Regions from separate parts of the Homo sapiens genome. Here region 2 is linked to region 1. Evidence: read pairs that join two places in POLR2A ChIA-PET (ENCODE). Cell type or tissue: PC-3. All regions are shown on one strand. Each heading gives the region's core, and the rest is flanking DNA. Links, peaks and the distances in the headings are about the cores only.

What was found. Peaks named below come from ENCODE experiments on the same cell type or tissue, not always from the same donor. Only the 100,000 strongest peaks of a DNase experiment are listed, where the experiment ranks them.
Region 2: POLR2A ChIA-PET joins it to region 1 with 5 read pairs; 2 of 35 experiments call an interaction of 5 or more read pairs at or near these places.

What each region holds. Positions count from the first base shown.
Region 1 is chr1:1,856,281-1,861,657 of GRCh38, forward strand. All of the region lies in intron 1 of GNB1 (G protein subunit beta 1), which reads right to left. Among named protein-coding and RNA genes, the nearest start is that of GNB1, 32 kb to the right of the region's middle. In PC-3, for the core only: a CTCF peak has its summit at 2,479 (motif pointing right); DNase peaks (open chromatin) are centred at 2,541 and 3,151; H3K4me3 peaks cover 684 bases; H3K27ac peaks cover 2,417 bases.
Region 2 is chr1:2,012,598-2,017,974 of GRCh38, forward strand. LOC105378589 (a long non-coding RNA gene) reads right to left here. Exons shown (of 2, transcript XR_001737844.3): 1 at 2,584-5,377; 2 at 601-2,403. Among named protein-coding and RNA genes, the nearest start is that of GABRD, 4.1 kb to the right of the region's middle. In PC-3, for the core only: no CTCF peak of the experiment used is centred there; no DNase peak of the experiment used is centred there.

The sequences.
Region 1 (5,377 bases), core at 59-5,058:
TGAATAGGGCTTTCTTTTTTTAAATTAGAGATGGGGTCTCGCTATGTTGCCCAGGCAGATCTCCAACTCCTGGGCTCAAGTGATCCTCCCACCTTGATCTCCTGAAGTGCTGGGATAACAGGCATAAGCCACTGCACTGGCCCGGAATTTCTTTCTTTCTTTTTTTGAGACAGAGTCTCGCTCTGTCGCCAGGCTGGAGTGCAGTGGCCTGATCTCAGCTCACTGCAACCTCCACCTCCTGGGTTCAGGTGATTCTCCTGCCTCAGCCTCCCGAGTAGCTGGGACTACAGGCACGCGCTACGACGCCCAGCTAACTTTTGTATTTTCAGTAGAGACAGGGTTTCACCATGTTGGCCAGGATAGTCTCCATCTCTTCACCTTGTGATCCGCCCGCCTTGGCCTCCCAAAGTGCTGGGATTACAGGCATGAGCCACTGCGCCTGGCCTAGAATTTCTTAATGTTCCTCTCTCCCCCTCCACAATCCCACCTAATGTAGCAATTAACAGTTTGGTGATATGTTGGGACAACCAAGAATGTAATTTCTGAAAACAGTTGATATTTCATTTAAAACAAAAAATATTATTAATTCAGAAGGCCCAAGAAAAAGGCTCTTGTACTGTTCACTCTTCTGAGGGAAGTATCCTACAAAACAGTAATACCGTAAAGACATTCAGGAGAGCCCAGGTATATGGAGAGCATACTCTGATTTTAATCACTTCAGGTATTTTCACCAGGTAATTAAATTCACTGTCCAATCACCTGTCTCAAAATCCTGCTGATTAATGAGAAGCCTTAATGGGAAATTTGGTATTAACTACATCTTTTAGGAAATCATTAATTCTAGAAATGGAAAATTAAAACTACTCCTGACTTCACTTTACCCCCACTTCAAAAGTCTACCCAGTCTAGCCAAGGTTCTCACTGGGAAGTGGGGAGAGGAGGAATATGAGAGGTCCCAAGGAAACTAAACTGGAAACGAGAAAGTGGAAAGAGGAACCAAGAACCCAGTCTCGGATGGCTCTTGGGGCTGGCTGGCTCCTCTCTCTCTCCTTCCAGTGTGCTTTCTCTGCTCCTCTGTGAATCTCTCTATTAACCAATCACTGTCATCTTGTACAGGGTTCAACGCAGCCTAGGATTCTAAATCACAGCAATCATCAAATGTCAGCCATGTCTCTGTCTCCAGAGTCTCCTCTGCACCAACTCACTCCCTCACTGTCTGCAGGCCAGGTGGCTGGTACACTGTGGAACTGGGGAGGATACAGCAAGTCCTGTGGGCAGCTGCCCTTGCCAAAGGGACAATGGGTGGAGTACCTGAGAAGGGAACATGGGTAGGCCAAGCAATGACGATATCTTTAACATGGGAACAAACTTCTCTACATGTGCACTTATAGCAGTACCCCCATATCTGAGAAGGACATGCTCCAAGACCCCCAGGGGATGCCAGATAAACTGTGGATAGTACCACACTTTATATAGACTACATTTTTTCCTTTATGCTGTATTTTTTCCTATACAAATGATAGGAACTTAATCCTGTAACAAAGTTTTATTTATAAATTAGGCACAGTAAGAAATTAACAATAATAACTAATAATCAAGCAGAACCACCATAACAACATACCGTAATAAAAGTTATGGGAATGTGGTCTCTCTCGTACTGTACCGTGATATTTTATGGTGCCATACCTCAAAAGACAAGGCCACGGGTACAGGGGCTACTGCAATTCTTCCCTCTGGCACTGCACTAGCTGAGGACATGCCACAAAGCAGCACACATGGATCCATAATGGAGAATCCAGAACAATTACAGTCCCCAAAACACACAAAATAAAAACACAACTGCACAGTCACTGGTGTTTTTTCTTTTCTTTAAAAGCATTCATGAATATCCCCACTGCCTTATCTGCCTACTATGTCAAAAACAGGAGAGAAGGCCATGGCCAGAATCATGGAACATCCAATAAAGGCAGTCACTTGTTATTCTGACAAGTCATTTGTTTTCAGTTCATCTGTCGCATCTGTCAAGAAAAACACAGACTGTCTTCTAAAAGTCCGTTTTTAACTATTTTATTTTTTTTCAATGACAAATTCCACTTGTACCATAGAAGCCATATTCTGCATGTTGGAGAGGCCCCTTTGTGGTCCCTCATCCCTGGGTTCTTCCTGGGCATCCTATGGCCTCCCCTCTGGTGACAGGCAGCACCCCGAAGACTTAATTTTGATTCTTAAAAAGGGACAGATCCCTCCTTCCACCCTTGTCCAGGTACTTCCAGAGGGTGGGTCCCCTTCTCATGGGAACATACTACCCCCACTCACCAGACCACAGTGATGAGTCCAGCCCAGACTGTGGGCCATGAAAGCCTAAGCTCCCAAAACAAACAAGATGCCAGGGACACTGCAGCCATCTCAGAGGACACCGAAAGACATTTTAAAGCCAAGGGAAGCACAGCAGAACATCAGCTGCTGGACACCAAGGGAGCCACAGCTCGAGGGGGTTCGTGCTCCAACAGCAGATGGAGCTACACCCTTCCCGATGACGTCACATCCTAATAAAGCCCTGTTTGCAGTGGCTGCTGTGATAAAAAAGCAAGCTCTGCATGAAATCAACATGGAACAGGAAACAAGGGGTGGGGTGGGACGGAGTCCAATCTGATTCTGAAGTTTGAGAAGCTGTACAACCCATTAGTAATTGTGGCTATTTAAAAATAAAATACAGTTTCCTTCAATTTATGGGTATTTATTTTCTTTTTTTTTTTTTTGGAGGCAGAGTTTCACTTGTTGCCCAGGCTGGAATGCAATAGCGCGATCTCAGCTCACTGCAACCTCCACCTCTCAGGTTCAATCAATTCTCCTGTCTCAGCCTCCCAAGTAGCCAGGATTAGAGGCATGCACCACAAAGCCCGGCTAATTTTTATATTATTAGTAGAGACAGGGTTTCACAATGTTGGCCAGGCTGGTCTCGAATTCCTGACCTCAAGTGATCCACCCGCCTGAGCCTCCGAAAGTGCTGGGCTTACAGGCGTGAGCCACCACGCCCCGACGGGGATTAGTTTTCAAATGGCTACCCTAACTTCCTAGGACATAAATAGTTAAACTGTTTAGATGGAAAGATTCAACAAAGGGCTGGGCGTGGTGGCTCATGTGAGCCTGTAATCCCAGCACTTTGAGAGCAGCCTGGGCAACAGAGGGAGATCCTGTCTCTTCAAACAAACAAAAAAATTCAATAAAGGGAATGTGAACTATGTATCGTGGCCTAAAGGCATTTGGAGACATAAAGGTGCCATGAATCTGCCCTCAGGGATGAGACGCCAACGGAGACTGATTGGCAGGAGTGGGGGAGGAAAGAAAATGTAAAGAAAGGGGGAGCAGGGTAAACTAAAGGAGAGAAAAGGGGAGAGGAAGGAGAAGTGGGGTGGGGGAGAGGGGTGGGAAAGAAGAGGGAGGCAGGCCGGGCGCGGTGGCTCACGCCTGTAATCCCAGCACTTTGGGAGGCCGAGAGGCGGGCAAATCAGGAGGTCAGGAGATCGAGATCGACCATCCTTGCCAACACGGTAAACCCCTGTTCTCTACTAAAAATACAAAAAAGGTGTAAGGAAGGGATCCATTTTCAGTTTTTGTTGTGGGGTGGGGGGAGAGGGGACGGAAAGCATTAGGAGATATACTTAATGTAAATGTAAATGACCAGTTAATAGGTACAGCACACCAACATGGCACATGTATACATATGTAACAAACCTGCACGTTGTGCACATGTACCCTAGAACTTAAAGTATAATAAAAAAAAAGTAAACAAAGAAGAAGTAAAAAATAGCAACCATAAAAAGGAATGAAAGCATGTCCTTTGCAGCAACATGGATGCAGCTGGAAGCCATTATCCTAAGTGAATTAACACAGCAACAAAAAACTGAATACCACATGTTCTCATTTATAAGTGGGAGCTAAACATCAGGGACTTGTGGACATAAAGATGGCAAAAATAGACAATGGGGACTATTAGACAGGGGCATGATAGAGGGTGGCAAGAGTTGGAAAACTGACTGTTGGGTACTATGCTTAGTACCTGGGTGATGGGATTACTCATACCCAAACTTGAGCATCATGCAATATAACCAGGAAATAAACCTGCACATGCAACCCTGAATCTAAAATAAAAGTTGAAAAAATTAGTCAAAAAATAAATAAATAAAAACAAACAAACAAAAAAAAATTAGCCAGTCGTGGTGGTGGGCGCCTGTAGTCCCAGCTACCTGGGAGGCTGAGGCAGGAGAACGGTGTCAACCTTGGAGGCGGAGCTTGCAGCGAGCCGAGATCACGCCACTGCACTCCAGCCTGGGCAACAGAGCAAGACTCCATCTCCAACAAAAAAAAAAAAAAAGAGGGAGGAAGAGTCCCCACAAACCAGCCTGTGGGCAACAGAGCAAGACTCTGTCTCAAAAAAAAAGAGGGAGGAAGAGTCCCCACAAACCGACCAGACTGCAGCTCAGCTCTAAATCCACCCCAAAAGCCTCACCTACTGCTCTGCCCCTCCACTTTGCAGTAAGCTGTAACACACTACACGCTCATCAAAAATGGGAACTGACACTTTGGGAGGCCGAGCCGGACAGATCGCTTGAGGTCAGGAGTTCGAGACCCGCCTGACCAACATGGCTAAACTCCATGTCTACTAAAAATACAAAAATTAGCTGGGCATGGTGGCACGAGCCTGTAGTCCCAGCTACTTGGGAGGCTGAGACAAGAGAATCCCTTGAACCCGGGAGGCAGAGGTTGCAGTAAGCCGAGATGCTGCCACTTGCACTCCAGCCTGGGCGACAGAGCGAGACTCTGTCTCACAAAAAAAAAAAAAAAAAAGGGAACTGACTTCCCAATCTTTGTGTCTCAGAACAAAACCCAGCACAGCTGCGCACAGTGGCTCATGCCCATAATCCCAATATTGTGGGAGGCTAAGGCAGGGAGACTGTTAGAAGCCAGGACTTGGAGCCCAGTCTGGGCAACATAAAGAGTCCTCATCTCCACACACACAAAAAAATTTTTTAAAAATTAACTGGACATGGTGGTGCACATCTGTAGCTGAGGCAGGAGGATCACTGAGCCTCAGAGGTCAAGGCTACAGCAAGTTATGATCCCACCGCTGCACTCCAGCCTGAGTGACAGAGCAAGACCCTGTGTACTGTCTCAAAAATAATAATAATAATAATAATAAAAACCCAGCAGGAACTCAGTAACTGCTTATTGAAAGGCATCCCTCAAGGGAAGCAGGATTGGCAAGCAGCCTTGAGAACAGACACATCTCAGAGATTTTATATCCTCAGGGGGTTGGGGGTTGGTGGTGGGGGAGAAGTGATGGAGGGGCAAGAGAGGATGTAAGGAAGACACAGGT
Region 2 (5,377 bases), core at 112-5,111, 160 kb after region 1:
CTGTCTCAAAAAAAAAAAAAATTAAAGAAAAGAAAGTGCATGTTAAACCCACAATGACATACCTCCACACAGTCATAAAATGGTCAAACTTAAAGACTTCCAATGTCAAGTGTTGATCAGCATTGGAGCAACTTAAACTCTCACATACTACTGCAGGGAGTACAAAGTACAGCCACTTTGGAAAGCAGATTGGAGGCCAGGTGCGGTGGCTCATGCCTGTAATCCTAGCACTTTGGGAGGCTGAAGTGGGCGGATCACCTGAGGTCAGGAGTTCGAGACCAGCCTGGTCCAACATGGTGAAACCCCATCTCTACTAAAAATACAGAAATTAGGCGGGTGTGGTGGTGTGCGCCTGTAATCCCAGCTACTCGGGAGGCTGAGGCAGGAGAATCTCTTGAACCCGGGAGGCGGAGGTTGCAGTGAGCCGAGATCACGCCACTGCACTCCAGCCTGGGTGACAGAGTGAGACTCCATCTCAAAAAGATAAAAAGAAAGAAAGAAAAGAAAGCAGATTGGCAGCTTCTTACCAACTTAAACATACAGTCCCCTTGAAACCCAGTAATCCCACACATATTTATTCAAAAGAAACGAAAACATGTGTCCATACACAGACTTGTATTTAAATGTTAAAAGCAGCTTTACTCATAATAGCCCAGAACTGCATATGTCCCAGAGCTCATCAACAGGTAGACAGTTAAACAAACCGAGGTGTGAGCATGCAATGGAATGAAATATTACTCGCAATAAAAAATCCACCGTTGACATGCACAACGGCATGGGTGGCCCTACAGAGTGTTGAGCTGAGAGAAGGCAGACACGAACGACGGCTCTGCTAGAAATCCACTACCACACGAGTCACTGCGACACACAGCAGCTTAAAACAGTGTTTATCATCTCAGCTTTTGTAGGTCTGGGTCCCGGCTCAGTCTCCCTTACAAAGCTGCAGTCCGACGTCAGCCAGGGTCACGGTCACCTCCAGGCTCAGCTGTGGCAGCATCCCAGGGTGGCTGTTGGAGTGAGTTCCCTGCTGTCTTGGGGGTGGTGGAGGGGTCTGGCTCTCATGGCTGCCTTCAGTTCCTGGCCCATGAACCTCCCCACCTCAGCAGCAACCCAGCACTGGCTTCATCAAAGTGAGTAGGGGCGACAGTGCCCTGAGACCTGAATCACGGCATTTTATAAATGAATCTCAGGATGCCTCATCACTCTTTTTATTTAACTTTTATTTTTTTTCAAGATGGTGTCTAGCTCTGTCACCCAGCCTGGAGTGCAGTGGCACGATCTCAGCTCACTGCAATCTCTGCCTCCCAGTTCTCCTGCCTCGGCCTCCTGAAGAGCTGGGATTACAGGCGTGTGCCACTGTGCCCGGTTGATTTTTGCATTTTAGTAGAGATGGGGTTTTACCATGTGGGCCAGCTGGTCTCGAACTCCTGACCTCAAGTGATCCGCCCACCTTGGCCTCCCAACGTGCTGGGATTACAGGTATGAGCCACTGCACCCTGCCTTTTTATTATTTGTTTTAGAAACTGGGTCTCAGTCTGTTGCCCAGGTTGGAGTGCAGTGGTGCGATCACGGCTCACTGCAGTCTCCACCTCCTGGGTTCAAGCGATCCTCCCACCTCAGCCTCTGGAATACCTGGCTAACTTTTTTTCTGTAGAGACAGGGTCTCCCTATGCTACCCAGGCTGGTGTCAAACTCCTGGGCTCAGGAGATCCTCCCGCCTCAGCCTCCCACAGTGCTGGGATCACAGGTGTGGCCATCGTGCCCGGCCCATCACTCTTTATGGATGAGAACAACACACTGCTTGGTCCAGACGACATGTGAGGAGGAAGGCCACGCCACACCAGGGGTAGGGATCGTGGGGAGCCCTGGGAGAAGGCTGCCAACCCACCTTCCTGCTGGACGGTCCCGTTAATGAGCTGCCGCGAGTTCCATTCGCGGCCAGATCTTGTCTCCCCAGCAGCCCACTTTAGGCGTCTTCGTGCCGTTGCCTCAGTCGTGCTTGTATCTAAAAGTAGGACGTGTTTGTCACTTGATCGACAGCCCTTTTGTTAGAAACGTTACTTTGTGTTTAAGGTTTTCTATCGCACGAAATAATTCAAATTGCCACTTTAAAAAACATAGAACACGAGAATAGAATACCGACTTCTCCACATTAAAAACGAGTAATGGTTCTTGGATATCTATTTAACTCAAGTATAGAAAAAATGTTCTAAGCGGCCAAGCTGGGTTGTTCATTGGTTCTCAGGGCCTGGATGGCTAAAGACAGCTACTCAGCTAAGCGTGGTTTCCGACTGAACTGCATCCTTTGTTTCAGTAGACGGCCGGTCTCAGGCTGCTACACGTATTTTGCATTTGGTCGTTTCTGCCAAATTTCCTCTGCTTATCCACATGAACGGAGTCCGTCTGAAAATCACAGGATTAATAATTACCACCTAACTCGATAACGTTCTTCTCTGTGTCCCTGCCATTTTCTCTGTTTGGTGCATTTCCCCAGGAAAGTAACAGAACAACCTCACAAATACATCAGGAAGGAGGTTTAAATTTAGCGAGCGCCGTTTCCTCTCCCAGGTCCCGGTGACTCACCTCCACCTCCCAGGGCTGTCCTGCTGCTGCGGAGCTGCAGCAATGGACGGGGGCCAGCTCCCTGCCCACGCCTCGGACTCTAGGCCGTCCCTTCCCCTGCGCTGTGGGCATCTGAGCATCCGGCAAGGTGTCAGTCCAAAAGAAACAATGTAAGTGGGCTGCAGGCTGGCATCTGAATACCCACCTCAACCCGCAGACCACACTTCCGTGGCTTTCTGTGTGCTCCATAGGACATTGGTGTCCAGGGAAGAACCGAGTCAGTGACTCCCAGGGCTAACTAACGGGTAGGATGTTCATTCCTTCCAGAGCCAAAGGTGCACGTTCTGCTCCGTGCCATATGGGGAAAGTGTAACGCCTCCCAGCACTGAGCAGAAGGAAGAGGCAGCAGCTATTGCCCTGAGCACCCACCCAAAGGGCTCTGGATGGATCCTCCCCGATGGAGAAGCAGTTCCACGTGTCCAGGAAGCAGGAAGAGCGCTGTGAAGGAATACTGGGTGTGTAGGGATCAAGGGCTCTGGGTGTGAAGTCTGAGCTGCTTTCTCGTGACTGTTCCCACAATCTGGTGCTGGAGCCCCCTCGGTGTGCACTCTCAGTGGTGCCAAGACAAGGAGGTGGGTTTTGTTCAGGAGCCTGGGTAAGGAGCACACACCCCATCTCAAACGGGGAGACTTCCATTGATGGAGATCGGCCTTGTTACTGATTGTGAAAACCTCACCAGAGCCTCGTTCGGAGGGTGGGTTCTCCCACAGGACAGGAGATGGGGCATAACCTCCAGTATTCCCCAGAGAGCGGGCAGCCCAGGTCTCTGCAAAGTGGGTAGTCACTGTCAAACAAAACAACCTGAGACGCTTTCTAACAGAGTTCAGCACTTCTGACACTAAGAAAACCAATCACGACTCTCACCCTGTCATTTTGTAAAAGAAGAAAACAAAACTGGGAAATAACTTCGCTGAGGTCACACGGCCAGTTTGGAGCAGAGCTGGGACTGGCACCCAGACCTCTGACTCCTGGAGCTCTTCCCAGATTCTTGAAAGGGGCCAAGAAGTGAGCTGCTTCCATCTCATGGGCACAGAAACTCCCTGTCCTGGGGCTCACATCCACCAGGTGCCAGCCACACAGGCCCCAGTCACACAGGCCCCGGCTCCTGACCCCTGGGCCAGGCTGCTCCCCGGCTGGCCTTCCTGGTGCTGGCGTGGTCGGAGCTTCCCTGGGTGGAGGATGAGGCTAAGGAAGCCGACTGGTTATGCACATCACAATGGGATGGAAGTTCGGAAATGGCAACAAACTAATTCTCAAAAACCTTGAAAAAGAAATTATGAAAATTCCCGTTCTTCAGATCCAAACTGAAACATCAGTTAGGAGGCCGGGTGTGGTGGCTCACGCCTGTAATCCCAGCACTTTGGGAGGCCGATGTGGGCCGATCACTTGAGGTCAGGAGTTCGAGACCAGCCTGGCCAACATGGTGAAACCCTGTCTCTACTAAAAATACAAAAATTAGCTGGGCATGGTCGCAGGCGCCTGTAATCCCAGCCACTTGGGAGGCTGAGGCAGGAGAATTGCTTGAACCCAGGAGGTGGAGGTTGCAATGAGCTGAGATAGTGCCACTGCCCTCCGGCCTAGGCAACAAGAGCGAAACTCCATCTCAAAAACAAAAAAGAAAGAAAGAAAGAAAAAGAAAGAAAGAAAGAAAGACCAGTTAGGAACAATAAAGAATGGAAATGAAGTGTGCAGACTTCAAACCTTGCAGAAACCTGTGAATGATGGATGGGACATGCATTTGCCTCTAGGACTGAAGGAAGAGGAGACAATTTGATGCCACCAAACCACCAGATATTTGGCTAAGATGCCCGCCCAGCTTCAACTGACATACACACAACAGCACGACTTTCCAGCAAAAGTTCAACATTGGCTGGGCACGGAGGCTCATGCCTGCAATCTCAGCACTTTGGGAGGCCACGGGGGAGGATCCCTTGAGGCCAGGAGTTTGAGACCAGCCTGGGAAACATAGTGAGACCCCATCTCTACAAAAAATAGAAAATTATCTGGGTGCAGTGACATGCCTCTGTGGTCCCAGCTCCTCCAGAAGCTGAGGTGCAAGGATCCCTTGAACCCGGGAGGTGGAGGCTACAGTGAGCTGAGATCGTGCCACTGCACTCCAGCCTGGGCCACAGAGCAAGACCTTGTCTCTTAAAAGAAAAAGAAGAAAATTGAATGTTAATTTTATGCCCCAGATAATAGAGGAGCGTGAAGAAAATGGCAATAGGGTGTGGCTTATCCTGAATGAATCGGATCCAGTGAGTCAAGATCAACGCTGCTTCTCAGAGGTGATCAGCACCAAGATATCCTCAGATAAGCTCTTCGCAGATATTGAAGGGATTGCGACCATGAACCACTCTCACTGCTTAGTTCCAAAGCTCAGGAAGGAAAGACAGGGAGGGCGGGGCACTGTCCGGAGGCAGTGATGGCGTGCTGGCCGCAGTGGGTGCATGGACTTTGCAGATGTGGAGTCTGCACCTCCTCCTACATTTGCTGAGCACCTACTTCATCCAATACACCACCAAGGAGAAGACGGACAAGACCCCTGTTCTGGAGGGGGAAGAATAAAAATAATGCCTCTCACCGGGGGCCGGGCCAAGCTCTGGGCACCTCTTCATGAATTAACTCCTAAATTAATCCATGGAAGGGACACGTGGGAAGGGGCACGTGTGCAGAGCACAGGCTCGGACAGGAACCCCGGGAACACAGGGAGGTCAGTGCTTCTGTACCCAAAGGACCCCTCTCGGCAGGGGCCAGT